Linked DNA regions of Mus musculus: region 1 is linked to region 2. The links are chromatin loops, found by intact Hi-C in ENCODE. Cell type or tissue: left cerebral cortex. All regions are shown on one strand. Each heading gives the region's core, and the rest is flanking DNA. Links, peaks and the distances in the headings are about the cores only. Region 1 overlaps Cdh13 (cadherin 13). Region 2 overlaps Cdh13 (cadherin 13).

Region 1 (8,343 bases), core at 205-8,204, 190 kb after region 2:
CCATAGCTTCTTACTAATACATCTAGAGTATTCTGGGAGGGATAGATTTATGTACTTTTTACCTGAACAGATCAAAAATCAAAACTCCTAGTACACAGGGAATCATTTCTAGTTTCTAAAGCATCTTCAATCTCCGAAAGGACTGAAAACAACCAAGAATATAAGGTAAAATCACGTTGCGCTTTCTGGAGGAAGCCATAGCCCTGCCCACAGAGACTGGGACTGTGTTGATGATGGAGATGGAGGATGAGATGATGATGTAGCCATGGTAACTGTGGTGATGGTTAGAGTCAGGATGGTGATAATGAGCCTGCTGCCAGTCACTATGACGGCAACGGTGAGGATGCTCGTCTTCATGTGGGGACCATAATGCCGAGGCTGCCGTTAATGATGGTGATGAGGATGGTGATGGTGATGCTATTGATGATGCACTGCTGCTGAAAGTGATGCTGGTGGTGGTGGAGATGATGATGGTATAATGAGGATCATGGTGATGATAGTGGTAACCGTGGGGATGAGGAGGAGGATGAAGATGTAATAAGGATGGCGGTGGAGATGGTGGAGATAGAGGCATCATTTGACCCTTTGCTCAATACCAAGTCAATGTGCTCCATGCCTAATCCGAACCATCACTGCTTCGGTACCACCCCATTGTCAAGTGAGTCTTCTCATTTTAAAGATGATAGAGCGGAGACTCCAAGACAGGAAGGAACTTGCCTAGGACAGTACCCATGGCATCCCCTAGAACACAATGTGAAATCCTGAGCCGGTGGCTGAGCAGTGAGCCTAAAGACACCCAGCAGGGAATTCCCACAGCAGATCTACCTTGAAGCAGTGAGCCTGGAGCCCCATGACCTCCCATAGCACTGCTCACTCTCTTCTGAAAGACTCCAGGGATTTTCATACTTCTCAATTCAGTCTGCACTCCCGTCTGTCCGTTTTGTATAATAATAAGCAGTGGGCAGTACTTCCGCCAGAGTGATACATCGTCCCTTGGGCAGAGCAGTAGAAGCTGTTTAAATCTCTGCCCACCAAACTAATTTCGGTTTCATTCATGACAGCCTGTTCTAAGTTGAGGCTGTGCTCAAGGCGATTTTTTTGCCTGAAGGTATAGGATTCCAGCTTTTTACTGTCTGAATTCATTAGAAGCCCAAGTCCCAGGAGACAGAGATCGAAGACACGGTGCACGGGAACAGATCCAAGTTTCCAAATCAGTGAGGCTTCTCTGCCGCAGAGTAGACAATGCCTCCCACAATGCACCTCGATGTCCCGTGCCACGGTCTACTAAAAGCAGGTAGTTTCTACTTCTGCAAGGCTGACAGCGGCAGCCTGGGATTGAAGGGATAGATGAAGCTACGTTAAGGCTTTGCTGCCCCCACCCCAGGGATTCTTTTTCTTTTGTTTGTTTTAAGGTCCGAGGCATTTTTTATTTCTTATTCTGTTAGTAATTTTTAGTTAGTATACAAACTAATGGCTTCATGATGGCATGCTTATGCCTGTCGGTCTTTATATTAAAGTTCCTGTTCCTCTCCCCACTGTCCCTGCCTACACCCATACCCTCTTTTGCTGGTCCCATTCTGCCCCCAAAATATTATCTCCTGCTTTCATCTTCCATCACCTCTCCAACACACACACATATACACACCACACATGTTACACACACAGACACACAGACACAGCATACACATACACACTACACATGACACACATATACACACAGACACACATGCACATATACACATACATACATACATACATACACATAAACGCACACATATATACACAGACATACAGCACACATAAACAGACAAACATATACAGACACACACAGCACACATACACAGACAAACATACATACACAGACACATATACACATACACACACATACACACATGTACACACACATACTACACACACAACACTCAGACACATACTCACACACATACATACAGATATACACACATACACACAGAGAGACACATACACACCCTTAAATATACACACAACACACAGACAAATACACATACACACAGAGACACACACACACATATATACACACACACATATACACAGACACATACACACATATACACACATCCCACACACATGACACACAGACATATACACACACATACACACAGACACACAGACACATAAAACACATACACACAGACAGACACACACATGTATATACCCCCCCATACACACATGTACACACAGACACATCCACACTCATACACACATACACACACAGATACATCCACACACACAGACACACACACACATATGCACAAACACCACACCTTAAAATCTCACCTGTCCAGTCTCCCTCCTTGGTCTCCATCTCCTACTCAGGGACTCAATTCCCTTGCTGCTCTGACAGTAGGGAAGGGGTGATGTTCACATCTCCCCACAAATGATCTTCTTCTTCTTCTTCTTCTTCTTCTTCTTCTTCTTCTTCTTCTTCTTCTTCTTCTTCTTCTTCTTCTTCTTCCTCCTCCTCCTCCTCCTCCTCTTCCTCTTCCTCCTCCTCCTCTTCCTCTTCCTCTTCCTCTTCCCCTCCTCCTCCTCCTCCTCTTCCTCCTTCTTCCTAATGTATTTATTTTTTATGTACATGCATATGTGAGCATGGTGGAGGTATCTATGTGAATATGTAAATGGGGTGTATGCTCACAAGTGTGTGCCGTGCATGTGTCTGGGCAGGCCAGAGGAAGACTTTGGGTATGCTATGTTAGCACTCTCTGCTAACATATCCCTTGAGTTGGAGTCTCTTACTCATCCTGGAGCTGTGTTGTACCCAGTAAGCCCTAGTGATCCCCCTGCCTCTGCTGCACACACCTGGAACATTGTGTTCCTGATGCACATGCAGCCAAACCTAGCATTTTTAGTGTTTGCTGGGATCCCTACTTGGAGCCTCATGCTTGACAGCAAATGTTCCTGCCCATTGAGCCGTACCCCCAGTGCTTGCGCTCTCTCTCTCTCTCTCTCTCTCTCTCTCTCTCTCTCTCTCTCTCTCTCTCTCTCTCTCTCTCCCTCTCTCTCTCTCCCCACACCACACACACACTACAGACACACACACACTACAGACATACAGTGTGTTTTTGTTGATGATAAAGATAATCATGTTTCCCCCAGCCCTTCCTTTTATCATGAGAATTCAGAACAGGCTCTCCATCACTTAGCTAAGAAACACAGTTGGCTTTCTAGATCTCCTAGCTAAAGGTCCTAAGAAGCAGCTACAAGTTTTCATGAAGGAAGGAATATTTAGTGTTGACTTGAGAGCCTGTCTTCCCTGAAGTGTTAGCTGGAAAGGTGGGCAGTAGAGTGGAAGGGACTTGGGTCTGCAGAACAGCCAGACACCAAGCTTAGAGCCACCAGTCCCTGGGTATGCAGTGGTAACAGCCCCCAAAAGAGCACCTCTCTCCTTCTTGAAGTTTTGTGCTTCAAGCTTTGTGCTCAAAAACTTCCATGGAACAAAACATCTACCAGGGAGGTGTGACTTTCAGTTGCTTTTAAGGAAGCAAGTTTCCACCACTAGCCTTCATAGCCTCCAGCTTTGTAAACTGTCTTCAGGCATCCCTGGCCTTGGGCAGGGTAGGGAGTGGGGGTGGGGCAGAAAGTGGACACAGGCAGGTCACTAGATCTAGAAGATGGGAAGCCAAGCCCTGGAAGTGTGGAGAGAGGAACCATCTAACTCCGGAGCTGCTTTGTGCCTCTGTCCTCTTTGTCCTCCTCCTCCCCCCTCCCTTCCCACTTCCTCTTCCACCCCCCCCCCCCCCGTTCTCCTCCTCCTCCCCTCAGGAGTGGGAGTCAATGATAGAAGACCTTCCACTATCTAGCCAAACTCCGTGGACTCTAGTTGTCTCATATCCCGAAGAGTAACTGAATCAGAAATACGGTGATGATGTCATTAGGTCACGTGCCCTACCTGGAGTTAAACTAGGCTGCTTAAGCATTTAACAAAAGTGTGTCTTTGTGTATAATAAAAGGAGAGGATCTTGGTGGCCACCTTTAGATAGGCAAAACAATCTCCGTAGTGGTGCTTTACTGCCACCTGGTGGCCATATACCTGCATTGACGGGGTTTAGAAAGCCGGGAAAGGAATCTGTTCTACGACCCCCTCAAAACATCTAACAGTGTTTATGCCACAATATGCTTGATAATGGCGCCGGTGAGTTAATGTGTGCTGTGAACCACGGGAAAGCCTAATAATGCACAAGGCAAGGCCACTGGAGATGGTTGATCTGGGGAAGTGCTGAAGGGGTCATGCGTGCCAAGTCTTCTGTGCTTAGCTTGGAAAGAGTGGCTAGCTCCCTGTGAGCCTGGGCACAGTGGCCGCTGTTACTGTTGATAAGCCCCTCGTGGTTATTGCTACTTTTTTAGAATAACTAGGATTTTTGGAGGCAAGAAGGCAGGAATGAGTGGAAAAGATATCTTCCTCCGTAAGCTGCCCTGGGATACCAGCTCTGTGTTTCTGAGGAAGCTGGCTTTGGATGCTGGTTCTGTGTTCCTGAGGAACCTGGCCTTGGATGCTGGCTTCATGTTCCTGAGGAAGCTGGCCTGGACTACTGGCTCCATCTTTCTGAGGCAGGGGAGGCTCCAGGGAGCCTCTGAGGGAAGGACACAGGACAGAATCACTTAAGGTTATTGGTGGCCTTGGCAAGAACATGCGAAGACAGGATTCCTCGTGTGGAGAATGATGCATGGCAGGTGGGGTAGAGAAAAGACACAAAACACTCCTGGTTATGAACCTCCACAGCCCCGCAGCCCTGTGCTAGAGGGGACTGGGGTCTGTTTGTCAGACTTGACCACAGGAACAGAGACTGGCCAGTGGCATCCCTGTGAGCAGGTATCACTACTTACATGCCTCAAATAAAAACGATCATCTATAATGTGGTTTGCTCTTACAATACTCTAGAATGTTCTATAATAAGCCTTTCCAACTAAAATGTTTGTCCAATCCTTGGGGACAAAAATCCTAAATGCTTCCATGAGGCAAGAGCTGGTCCATAAAAGCACAGAGAGACCGATCAGCGAAATGCTTGCAGCACAAGCGTGATGACCCGAGTTGTCTCCAGCACTCACACAAGAGCTAGGAGTGGTGCTGTGTGCCTGTGAGCCCCACTCTGGGAAGGTGGGAACGTGGGGCTTCCTAGGGCATAACCTAGTTGGTGGGTTCCAGGCTCAGTGACAGATCTTGTCATTCACAAAGAAGTTAAAGAAGGGTGGAAGTGGCTAAGGAAGCCATTGCCAACTCCTGGCTCCCATATATCTGTCCACCACAAATACAAACACACACTTATGCACTCAACGTAAATGGTGGCGTAAAGGGAACAGTACAAATCCAGTGACATTTACCAAGAAGTCCAGTGCCACAGAAGCCACGCCCACTGGGCAAGAACATGTGGCTGGCAGGGCCCGGAACACATTTTGCCGCCGTCTGAGGCTGTTGCTCAGCTCTGACTGGAAGTGGGGGTGCTGTTGACTTCCAGGTAATATGCTTGGTCTGTCAATAGCTCACTGTATATCAAAGAGAAGTTCTCTCCTGTATTCGCCACACGCGTATCATCTAGTCCGTGTTTCTCATCTACTAGAGTTTCTTTCCAAGCCTTTATGAGTTCAGGGGCTCAGTATCTGGTTCTTACATCATCCTCCTTGTATGCAGGGTTCACCCAAGAACCCATCCCGCTGATATGTCTCCAGAGAGACAGTGAGCTTAAGTGTGACCTTCATCTCATTTACATGAGATAGATGACCCATGCATGCTATGTGTCTTTCTGAGTCTGTGTTCTTTTGCTTAATATGGTTAGAAATAGACACATGCCTCAGAACCTGGTGAGGTGACTCAGCCAATGGAGGGCAATCGAGGGAGACATCCGACCTTCACCTCCGGCCTCCATGCACAATAGCACACACATGCTTAGGCATTTGTGTGTGCTCTCACAGGAACACACACACACACACAGTAAGTCAATGTAATAGAGGTTAAGTACTACACTAAATGGGGGAAAACTCAAAGCATTTGCTCTGATATCAGGAACATGGATAAGTGTCCCCCATCTCCATCTCACTCCACGTAGTCGCTGACATCTTAGCTAGAACCCTGACATGGGGAATAAAGTAAATGGTATACAAATAGGAAAGGAAGAGGCCAAGGTATCCCATGTCGCACACTTAAGAGAGCCCCAAGAATCCGCCCTTAACACCAACACACACTTGAAGCAAAGTAACAAGATACAAAACCCGTCTACAAAAATTCCCATTGCCTTTCCCATAAACCAACAGTACACATGCCAAGCAGGAAACCAGGAAAACAATAACATTTATGATAGCTTCAAAGAAATTACAACACCTAGCATCTTAGTTAGGTTTCCATTGCTGTGAACAGACACCATGACCAAGGCAACTCTTATAAGGACAAAATTTAACTGGGGCTGGCTTACCGGTTCAGAGATTCAGTCCATTATCATCATGGTAGGAGCATGTCAGCATCCAGGCAGGCATGGTGCAGGAAGAGCTGGGAGTTCTACATCCTCATCTGAAGGAAGCCCCGAGCAGGCTGTCTCCCATATGGCTGGGAGGAGGGTCTCAAAGCCCACCTACTCAGTGGCAAATATTCTCAAACAAGGCCACACCTCCTTATAGTGACACTCCCTGGGTCAAGCCTATTCAAACCATCACACCTAGGAATAAACCCAGTAAGGAAGCCATGACCTCTACAGAGGAGGTTTCAAAACACCAGAAAGGGACATTGAAGAGGACCCTAAAAGATACTCATTTCCAGGCGGTATTTTTCTCTCCATAATCTCTCTTTCACCTTGAAACTTTTGGGAGAAATGACAGAACCCTTTTTCAGTGTTCTCAAGTCTGAGGAGTTCAAGGGTCAAAGGATTCACAGATCTTGTGTGTGGTAAAGCTCCTCCCACTACAATGAACAGCACCGGCCCACCATATTCACACAGTAAATAAACTATTCAGGGTTCTTCTAGCCTAGCCTAGACCATCTCTATGCATCTGGTGTGTGTGTGTGTGTGTGTGTGTGTGTGTGTGTGTGTGTGTGAGTGTTTGTGTGTGTGTGTGTGTGAGAGTGTGTGTGAGTGTGTGTGTGTGTGTGTGTGTGTGTGTGTGTGTGTGTGTGTGTTGGATGCAGCTCAGGGATTTGGTTCTCTGTTCAATCTTGGCTCATCTCTCAAGACCCAAGAATGGCAGGGCTGATCTTCCTGATTTCCTATTTGTGACAAACAGCAGCCTATCTTCCAGACCAGTGAGTTCTAATGCCACATGCCTGTGCCCATCATTAGGCAGGAGACACAGTCCTACTCCATGTCCTGAGAATATGATTATTTTTAAGACTGGAAAAGGAGAAATTATTTGAAATACTCTCTTGGAATGGATGTTTCTACTCCAGCTTTGTCAGTTAATAGAATATCAATAAATCAGAGACAGCTGTGCGCACGGTTTCATTGTACATACGATTTAGCTGGCTGTTGTTCTGTAAAATCTCACTCCCACATTAGATTATTCATACCTTCATTTATTTGCTCATTTTTTAACCAAGCATTTATTATTATCTACGTCATGCCAAACTCTGAGTGAAACTGAAAATAAAAACAAATTGCAACCATGTACGCAGGTGGGAAAACTACACCATGTCTTCACCTTGTACAGGGAAGCAGGCTGCGCTGGGCTGGGCTGGGCTGGGCTGGGCTGGGCTGGGCTGGGCTGCCCTGGGCCCAGGGCCTGGGCCCAGGGCCTGGGCCTGGGCCTGGGCTGGGCTGTGCTGAGTGACCATTCATTTGGTTAGTTTTACATTTGGTTGTCACACGTGGCTTTATGTGGGGTGATATTCATTTTCTACTGTTTTTAAAGCTGTGGCCAATGTTAAAAACAAACATCTAAAGATACAGAGCCTGGCAAGATGGCTCAGTGGTTAAGTACACTTGTGCTGCAGACATGGTCCTGGACCCCAGCATCTGTGTTACAAGCAGGTCATCCCAGCTAACACCTGCAAGCCTCACTCTGAGTTGGAAGACAGGGGGGTGTCAATGGGGTTCACTGGCCTCAAGACCAGTTGAGAATGAGCCCCAGGTTTGGGGAGAACCCTCCCTGAATAAGCAGGTAGAGAGTGAGAGAGGGAGACAGCTGATACCTGACACCCTCTTCTGGCTTCTGTGTGCATGCACACATGTGGAGGAGATACACATATACACACTCACACACACACTGAAACTAAATATGGGGTGGGGTGATAAGGAGCTATAGATTTTGAGTGGGGCAATTGACTTATTTCCCTGAGATACACACTAAAGCCTTCCTCAGTGGGGAATGCCCAAAGCTGGCTTC
Region 2 (8,343 bases), core at 88-8,087:
AGAATCAATACCAGAGAAAGGTGCATGGCGATGTCCCGGGGAACCACAGAGTCACTTCCAAAGCCCTCCCTGTACCTCCCCCAGGGTCACACAGGTCACAGTGGCTGCCCCCAAGCAACAAGTATAACAACACATGTGAAGTGATGTGTCCTATGAAAGGTCACTAGGATTCTCACTGGGGACCGGACCTAACGGTACCACGAGGCATTTATAAGCTCCCAAGTCCATGTAGGAAAGAATAAGTTACATTTGTTTGCCCACGTCAAGCACAGCAAGTCACTCGGATCAGAGATTGGTAGGAACCCATCCCAAACCCAACCTCACACGAACCAGCCAGGACCAGCCTGGCAAGCAGCCCTGTGTGGAAACAGAAGCCTCAGGCCAGCCAAGTACCATTTTTACTCTGCATCACTGAAATGTAACAGCCAGTGGTCTGTGGTCGAGAGTGTTCCGGGATGTTGTTCAGTTTAAGATAAAACAGCAGAGGAATTCTAAGTGGAAGGAACACTTCTAAATGTTATAAATTATCTTTTGATGTGTGGCATGTAGTGGGTGTATGTATGGGTGTGTGGCATGTGGTGCGTGACATGGGGTGGTTGTGTGTGTTGGTGTGTGGTATGTGGCAGGTGTATGTGTTGGTGCGTGTTGGCATGTGGCATGTGATGGATGTGTATACAGTTGTACACACCTGTGTGTATGCACACAAAGGCCTGAGGGGGATGCTGGATTATTATTATTCCTCTATTATTCCTTACCTTACCACTCTGAGAGGCAGAGTCTCTTGCTGAACCTGAAGCTTGCTGTTTGAGCTAGACTGGCTGGCCAGGAAGTTCCTGTGATCTGTCTGTCTTTGCCTGCCACAGCTAGGGTTACAGCCACTCATACCCTTGCCCTGTTTTTTTTTTTTTTTTAATGTGGTAGTTGGGTGTTTAACCTCAGCTCTGCATGCACAGTGAACGTCCTTACCCACTAAGCCAGTGGTTCTCAGCCTTCCTATCGCTGCAACCCTTTACCTCAGTGCCTCGTGTTGTGGTGACCCCCAACCATAAAATTATTTCATTGCTACCTCATAACTGTAATTTTGCAAGTGTTATGAATCATAATATAAATATCTGATATGCAGCGTATCAGATATATAATCCCCAAAGGGCTCCTAGCCCACAGGTCGAGAATCACTTTACTAGGCTGTTTCCCTAGCTTCCTGAATTATCTTTTTTTTTTTTTCTCTTTCCTAAATCAGCACTAACAAAATTACAAATGGAAACCCTACCCCAGACTTTACCAAGAAGCACTGAGAAATCTAAGCTGAGTCTAAGCTCAGTCGCCTCTGTAATATAAAGCCCATGGAATCCGTCCGGTCTTACAGTCATTAGATGTGGACCTTACAGATCCGTAATCACAAGGTCATCTGCTAACTAAATAATGAGATTTTTCATTTGAAATGTAAATTTGAATTGGTTCCCCATGCTGGGGCACCAAACGGGCCTAGATCCCAAGCTCTGAAATGAAGTCTAGGCGTGTGAGTAATATGTATTCCGCATACTGATAACCTAATCTGATTCTCATTTCTCGAGTCACCAGGAAGTTCTTTGTTCCAACTGCAATTAATTGTCACTTATCGGTACAGTCAAGATTCTACTACAGCAGGCTGCCCTTAATGATGTGGTTGGTGGACTAACAATTCTTCCTTCCCGGGCCACACCAGTTTTGGGATCACTCATAAAACTGGAAGCCAGTTTGCACAGTCCCAGCTTAATGGGGCTTAAAAGTTCACCTGTGGCAAACTCTTAAGTGAAAGCTTTAGACTTGCGATCAGTTTTGTTCCTGGATCTCTATCTTGCCGGACCAGGGAGGGAGTGGAGTGTTTTGGATTGTATTCCTTGGCTGTTCCTCCATCTGCATTTGCAAACTCCTGAATCTTATCCTCACCAGCAGCCTTCTTCTGGTGTTCTGCCTTGCTGATTTCTGTACTGCCTGGGACGTCAGCCCCTTAATCCTGCCTTGGCGTGGATCATCCTCGACTTCAGCAGTTCTTCAAGGTGCCTGAAGCTCCAATAGTTTCTTCCTGTATGTGTGTGTGTGTGTGTGAGAGAGAGAGAGAGAGAGAGAGAGAGAGAGAGAGAGAGAGTGTGTGTATGTGTGTGAGTGCATGTGTGTGTGAGTGTATGTGTATGAGAGTGTGAGAGTGTATGTGTGTGTGAGAGTGTGTGAGTGTGTGTGTATGTGTGTATAAAGTGTGTGAGTGTATGTGTGTGTATGTGTGTATAAGAGAGTGTGTGAGTGTATGTGTGTGAGTGTGTACATGTGTATGTGACAGTGTGAGTGTGTATGTGTGTGAGAGAGTTTGTATGTTGTGAGTATGTGTGTGAATGTGTGTATGAGTGAATGTGGTGAGAGTAAGAATGTGTGAGTGTATGTGTGTGAGAGTAAGAATGTGTGAGTGTATGCGTGTGAGCGTGTGTGTATGTCTGTGTGAGAGAGTGTGTGAGTGTATGTGTGTATGTGTGAGAGTATGTGAGTGTGAATGTGTATATGAGTTTGAGTATGTGTGTGTGACTGTATGTGTGAGTGTATGTATATGTATTTGTGAGTGTATATGTGTGTGAGTATATGTGTGTGGGTGTGTATATGTGTGTATGAGTGTGTGTGAGTGTGTGTGTGTGAATATGTGTGAATGTGTGTGAGTTTGTATATGTGTATGAGTGTGTGTGTGTGTGTATATGTTTGTGTGGGTGTGCGTACATACGTGCAGACGACACAGACTACACATCAGCATTGGGTGTCCTCTTGAAGCTCTCTTCATCTTATTGTTTGAGAAAGAGTCTCTCACTGACCCTGAAGCTCATCAATTCAGCTAAGGTTAGCCGGACAGAGAATAAAGATGCCTCCACCTCCGGAGCGCTGGCTTTATACATACATGCCCCTAATTGACTTTTACATGGACACTAAAGATCCAAACTTAGGGCCTCACACTTGTGTAGCAAGGCTGTAGCAACTTAGCTGTCTCCCAGCCCCTTGTGTTATCGTTTAGAAGCAATCTCTGGTTCACGCCTGTCTGAGCTCTGAGATGGTCCTACTGTGTGCCCATCAGCAGTGCTACTTTCTTAATGCTGTTACTCTGATTGCCCTGAACACGTGACACTTCACTCTGCTTCTCTCTGTCCCTGTGTCCATCTTTGCTGGCACGAGCACCTCCCCATTGACTTCAGCAAGGGTCCTGATGGGACCCCCACTCTGCTTCCCTTTTTAACAGTCCTTCCCTTTCTGCCCCAGTCCTTATAGCTGTCTCCCCTGGTCCTGCCTCACTTACCAGCTCATCATCCTGCTTCTGGTGTTCATGCCCAGACTTAGAAGGGAAGAGCGTGCCCGACGCTGTGTGTTAGTGGCAGCTCCTGCCAGTACTTATCCACTGTTTCCTTTCCCACCGGGCTTGTTCTTGTAACTGTGCCAGTATTCCTTACACCACTGGCCTCGAAGAACACTGAAGTGAGGCTGTTTTCCATTTTAGAGCTAGTTGCTAGTTGCTAGTTGCTGAAATTTTAGAGCATTTCAGAGTACGCCATTGTCCACCCACAACACACACGCACATGCACACACACTTACAGTCCTCCATATACACACAAACTTACAGTCCCCCCATACATACAAACACAGTTCCCCCATACACACACACACTTAGAGTCTCCCATACTCACACATACGTATAGTCCCCCCCATACACACACACACACACACACACACAGACACTCACACTCACACACTTACAGTCCCCCCATATACACACACACACTTATAGTCCCCCATATGCACACACACACACACACACACACACACACACACACACACACACAGTTACAGTGCCCCTCCTGACATACACACACTTATAGCACACAGGGTGGTTAGCATTGACGTCACTTCCTTGTGCATTATTCACTTTTGTACCTCTGTGAGGTGCCACTTAGATGGGAAAGTGGGTTATTTTGACTCATAGCCCCAGAGGGATGACACCCTTTATGATGGGAAAAGCACGGCAGCAGGACCAGAAAGCTGGCTGATCACATCGTCATTCAATCACACATAAAAAGCAGAGAGACAGAAGATGAAATGGTAGGAAGTTATATACCCTGAAAACTCACTCCCAGGGGCATACTTCTTCAAGCAAGGCTTCACCCCCTAAAGGTTCCATAACTCCCCCTATAGTGTCACCAATTGGGAACCAAGTGTTCAAATACAGAAGTCTGGGAGGGGGACATTTCTCATTCAAACCACACCATGCTATGCTTGAGGGCATCCGTATGATACAGGTGCCACCAATGTATCTGATTGGCACGTTAAGCATGTGGAGTCTCAGGGGTCAATCAAACCAGCCCAAGGCAAAGCAGGGATTCTGGGCCACGTGTCTGAGATAGATCTATGATGAGATATCTTTCCCAGGCAGGCATCTATCCATCTCTAACTGATACCTGACTCTCCCAAGAGAATGTTAAAGGAAATGGTGATGGTTTTGGCTCTATACCATTTTCCTTCTTGAGACAGTTGTGTTTGGGATCTTTGGAGCAGGTACCAAAGACTCCAGGAGAAAGTCCATGAGACAGGTCCACTTTCCTATGTGAATGAGACCATCCCCCACCTGCTAACTGCCTACCATCTAGGATCTACCTTCCCTCTACAGACACCTAGCTATTCATTGCCCCCAGACTGCCCTACCAGTCACCAGCCTTAGTTGGTTAGCTGTCTTTGCGGTAAGAGACATTGGATCCCAAGCCAAATCAACTTAACTAAAGTCCATGCAAAGTCAATCTTTTTGTCACACGACCACACCCCTAGATGTCACAGTGATGGGAACTGTCCATTCACACATGTTTTAGATGAAATGATTTTTAATCCAGGTTTGATTTCTCAGAGAGTTGAAGAAATGTCAACCACACTGCCATCTAAAAATTTTGTTTGATCTGATAAGTACTGAAAAAAATTCACTTTCTCTTCTTGTTACTTTTCTTCCAATTGAGTTTGTTTTTCCAACATCAGACACCATCTGATGCATGCCAGATGCTTCCCTGGATGTGAAGAATGGAAGGACAGAGCTAGGTGAGGTTTCCTCTTTTCTAGTTGTATTTTACCCGGAGAAGATAGAGAATGAAAATAGTGTTAAATAAAATCAGGATTATGCAGTGGGAGGATTGGTGCCAGAAAGAAAGCCAAAGGCAACTCTATGAGAAACCAGAGGGCAGATGTTCAACTTCAACAGCTGGTGCGTGGAAAACCCTAGAATATATCAGCAGCCAGTAGTGCTGAGGTCCTTGGGGAGTCATATACAACGGAGGGACATCTGGAGACCCCAGCAATCCCAGAATGATCAAAAATTGTAAAACAGGGGACTAGAGGAATGGTCAAGCAGTTAAGAGCACTTTCTGCACCCACAGTGGGTGGCTCATACCATAGCTCTAGCATCAGGAAATCCAACCTAGTGCCCTCTAATGGCCTCCACTTGTACCTCCACATGTGTGGCACACATAAACTCACATGGGCACACACATACACATAAATAAAAATTAAATCAATGTTTAAAAATGTAAATAGAAAGCTGGTACCAGTGGAGTGTGTCCAGCAAGGGAGATGGGATTAACTAACAACAAAAAAATGTTGGTAGGAAGGTCAGACCCTGATGAGGTGAGTGCACAAAGCAGTCACTAGAGGACCCCAAGCAGGTGAAACGTTCTCTGATTCCATCAGCACTCACAGATCTCTTTATAGGATAACAGTCTGAGCTGTGTTCTGTCTTTGGGTGACATGAACCAGACTTAAGTTCTTTGTGGAGCCATCGGTGGCAGCAGCAGCAGCATCAAGCAATGCTCGAGAATCTGGATTTCAAAGGGAGTCCTGCAGCAGGTGCATTGGAGCATATGGAAATACACATGATCCCTAGGGAGCACAGAGAGAGAGTTCTAAAGTGTGGGTTCCCTCGGTGTAGTATTGTAAGTGTTCTTCTCATAGTCCTTGCCCTGTGGCCAATCACCCCTCTAGATATTCAGCCTCTAGCGATCTTGGAAGAGATAAAGATATTACAGCATCACAGGGTGCTGGGATGGCCGAACCACTCAGTCTTGATTGGATCCTAGTTGTAATACTGTGCTATGGTTTGTCAGGATGTTGCCATTGGGAATGACTGCATTAAGAGTGTATAAGATGTCTCTGTGACTTTTTTTTTTATAACCACACATGACTCTACAATTATCTCAAAATAGAAAGCTTAATGAAAAAATAATAGCGCTATTCATTTGAGTGTTTTATTAGGCACCAGGCACCATGTTGTGTAATCCTTATGAGTCACCTCATTTAATTCACATGAAGAACTCGGGAGTCTAGCATTACCCCCACTTTGCAGGGGATGAAACTGAGGACCCTAGGGATCAAAAGGTTTGCCCAGTCACCCAGCTGGCAAATGGTGGTGCCAGAGTTGGTTCTAGAAGATCCATCTCCAAAGCTGATGTTCTCCACTGTTGTGGGTTGCCATGGTGCTGTTTGTATTTTGATGCTAATTCTGCTTCCTCAAGAGGGGCTGCCCCAATGAGGAGTGGATCACGTACTCAGGTGATTCTATGTGAGCCTTCTCACCATTTTAACTGGTCAAATAAAGGCTAGAGCCCAAGATTGGGCAGTGGGAAGGAAAGGTGGGGCTGGAAGAGAGGGAGAGAAGAAGGAGGAGAGAGAGGAGAAGAGAGTGGAAGACGGAGGAAGAGGAGGTAGAAGGAAGATAGAGCAGAACCACATGGCCTGGAGGACCAGCAAGTGGCAAGGGACCCCATAGCTGGGGAATAAAGCAGTGTAGTGGTCGATCTGCCCAATCTAAGTGTGCAGCCTATAAACATTATAACTGAATTGTGTGTTCTTTGCACAGGCTTATTGGGGTTGGAGATTTACCTCAACACCCCACCACATCATATGGGCTTTGTCTCAGCTGACCTTCCTCAGGTTGGTCTAGCCTGAGGAAGTGGATGCCTGAATCCTGATCTCAATGTGGAGAAGGGGAAGGAAGGACAAACTAGAAAGAGAGACGTTACCTGCCTCTTCTGGGGTAGCCATCTGTGGTGACAGCCTGGGATCCAGTAGACTAGACAGACCTCCAGGACCTAGTTGGGGGAAGTAAGACACTTTAGATAGAGTTTCTATTACCAAAACACCTGAAATAGACACCCTCAACTTAAGGAAGGAGGGCTTTATTTTGGCTCACAGTTTTAAGGGATGCAGTCCATCATTAACAGAGAAGGCATGGCACCTACAGCTGAGCTCCATCACAGCTGGCAAGAGCTTGTGGTACAAATTTCCACATGTCCACGAGTCAGAAGAGACATGTGTGGGTTAGAAAAAGAGACCGTAAGCTTGGGTGGGAAGCTGTGACATGCCTACCCTCAATAAGTGTCCTTCCTCTGGCTAGAACCCCTACCTCCTAATGGTTCCACACAGCCTCCTCAAACGGCACCTCTAGCTGGGAACCCAGCATTCACATGTGGGCCTATGGAGACATTTCATACTCAAACTATCATCCTGGACCCTGCCTCCACCCTCAAGAACCACAGCCTGGGCATCACTGTCCAGAAATGTGTAAAGCCTGTTTATTCTGGCAGAATCAAGCTACCCTCAAAGTCACCCAGCTAGGGCAACAAGGTCAAGTCCACATGGAGACAAAAGACATCCTCTCCTCTTCTGAGGTCAGTTTTAATGGTTTTCCTTTGTAGTTCCCAGGGCGGGTGTAGGGTAGTTTTTCTAATCCCTATAAATGTATCCCGAGTCCTCCAGTCCCTCAGGAGCCCTGGAGTTTTAAGCTCCAACATTATCCCAGCTTTAATGTCTTTAAGCTACTTTGCCAACCAGTTGGAGGAGCCTCCCCATCCCCCAGTACATTTATCTCAGGGTTTGAGTGGCATTTTTAAAATTTGAAGAGAAAGTTTTAATTTGTCCTGATGTATTTGGTGCATCTTTAGGCAAGAATTTATTAGGATATTATGGTTAATATAATCATAGCCATAACTCCCTAATGAATGCAAATGGGGAAAATAAGATTTTATTAAGCAAGGACGATCATCTTAAAACCTTTATAGCCTCGTGCTTATGGAAACACTTTGGGAATACACCTGTTCCTACAGTGAATCCTGTCATCTGGTGCTGAGGACAGTGGAGACACAGGCTGAACCAAGTGAGGCATGGCTGAGTGAGGACAATGAGAGAGATGCTAACCTGGAGTGGGTGAGATCAGTCCCTTAGGAGGCACCTAGCAACAGCATCTGAAGACATTTAAATTGCCATGACTAGGAAGGGAAGCTACCTCTGATGCACAGGGAGTGT

Evidence for each region. A loop is a pair of places that touch in the nucleus more often than their neighbours do. Peaks named below come from ENCODE experiments on the same cell type or tissue, not always from the same donor. Only the 100,000 strongest peaks of a DNase experiment are listed, where the experiment ranks them.
Region 1: it touches region 2 in a loop (2.5-fold over the local background); 3 of 42 quality-filtered maps call a loop at or near these places.

What each region holds. Positions count from the first base shown.
Region 1 is chr8:119,060,686-119,069,028 of GRCm38, forward strand. The region is part of intron 6 of Cdh13 (cadherin 13); the gene reads left to right. Among named protein-coding and RNA genes, the nearest start is that of Gm31893, 7.4 kb to the left of the region's middle. In left cerebral cortex, for the core only: a CTCF peak has its summit at 4,056 (motif pointing left); DNase peaks (open chromatin) are centred at 305, 1,074 and 4,035.
Region 2 is chr8:118,870,565-118,878,907 of GRCm38, forward strand. All of the region lies in intron 5 of Cdh13 (cadherin 13), which reads left to right. Among named protein-coding and RNA genes, the nearest start is that of Gm31893, 180 kb to the right of the region's middle. In left cerebral cortex, for the core only: no CTCF peak of the experiment used is centred there; a DNase peak (open chromatin) is centred at 3,447.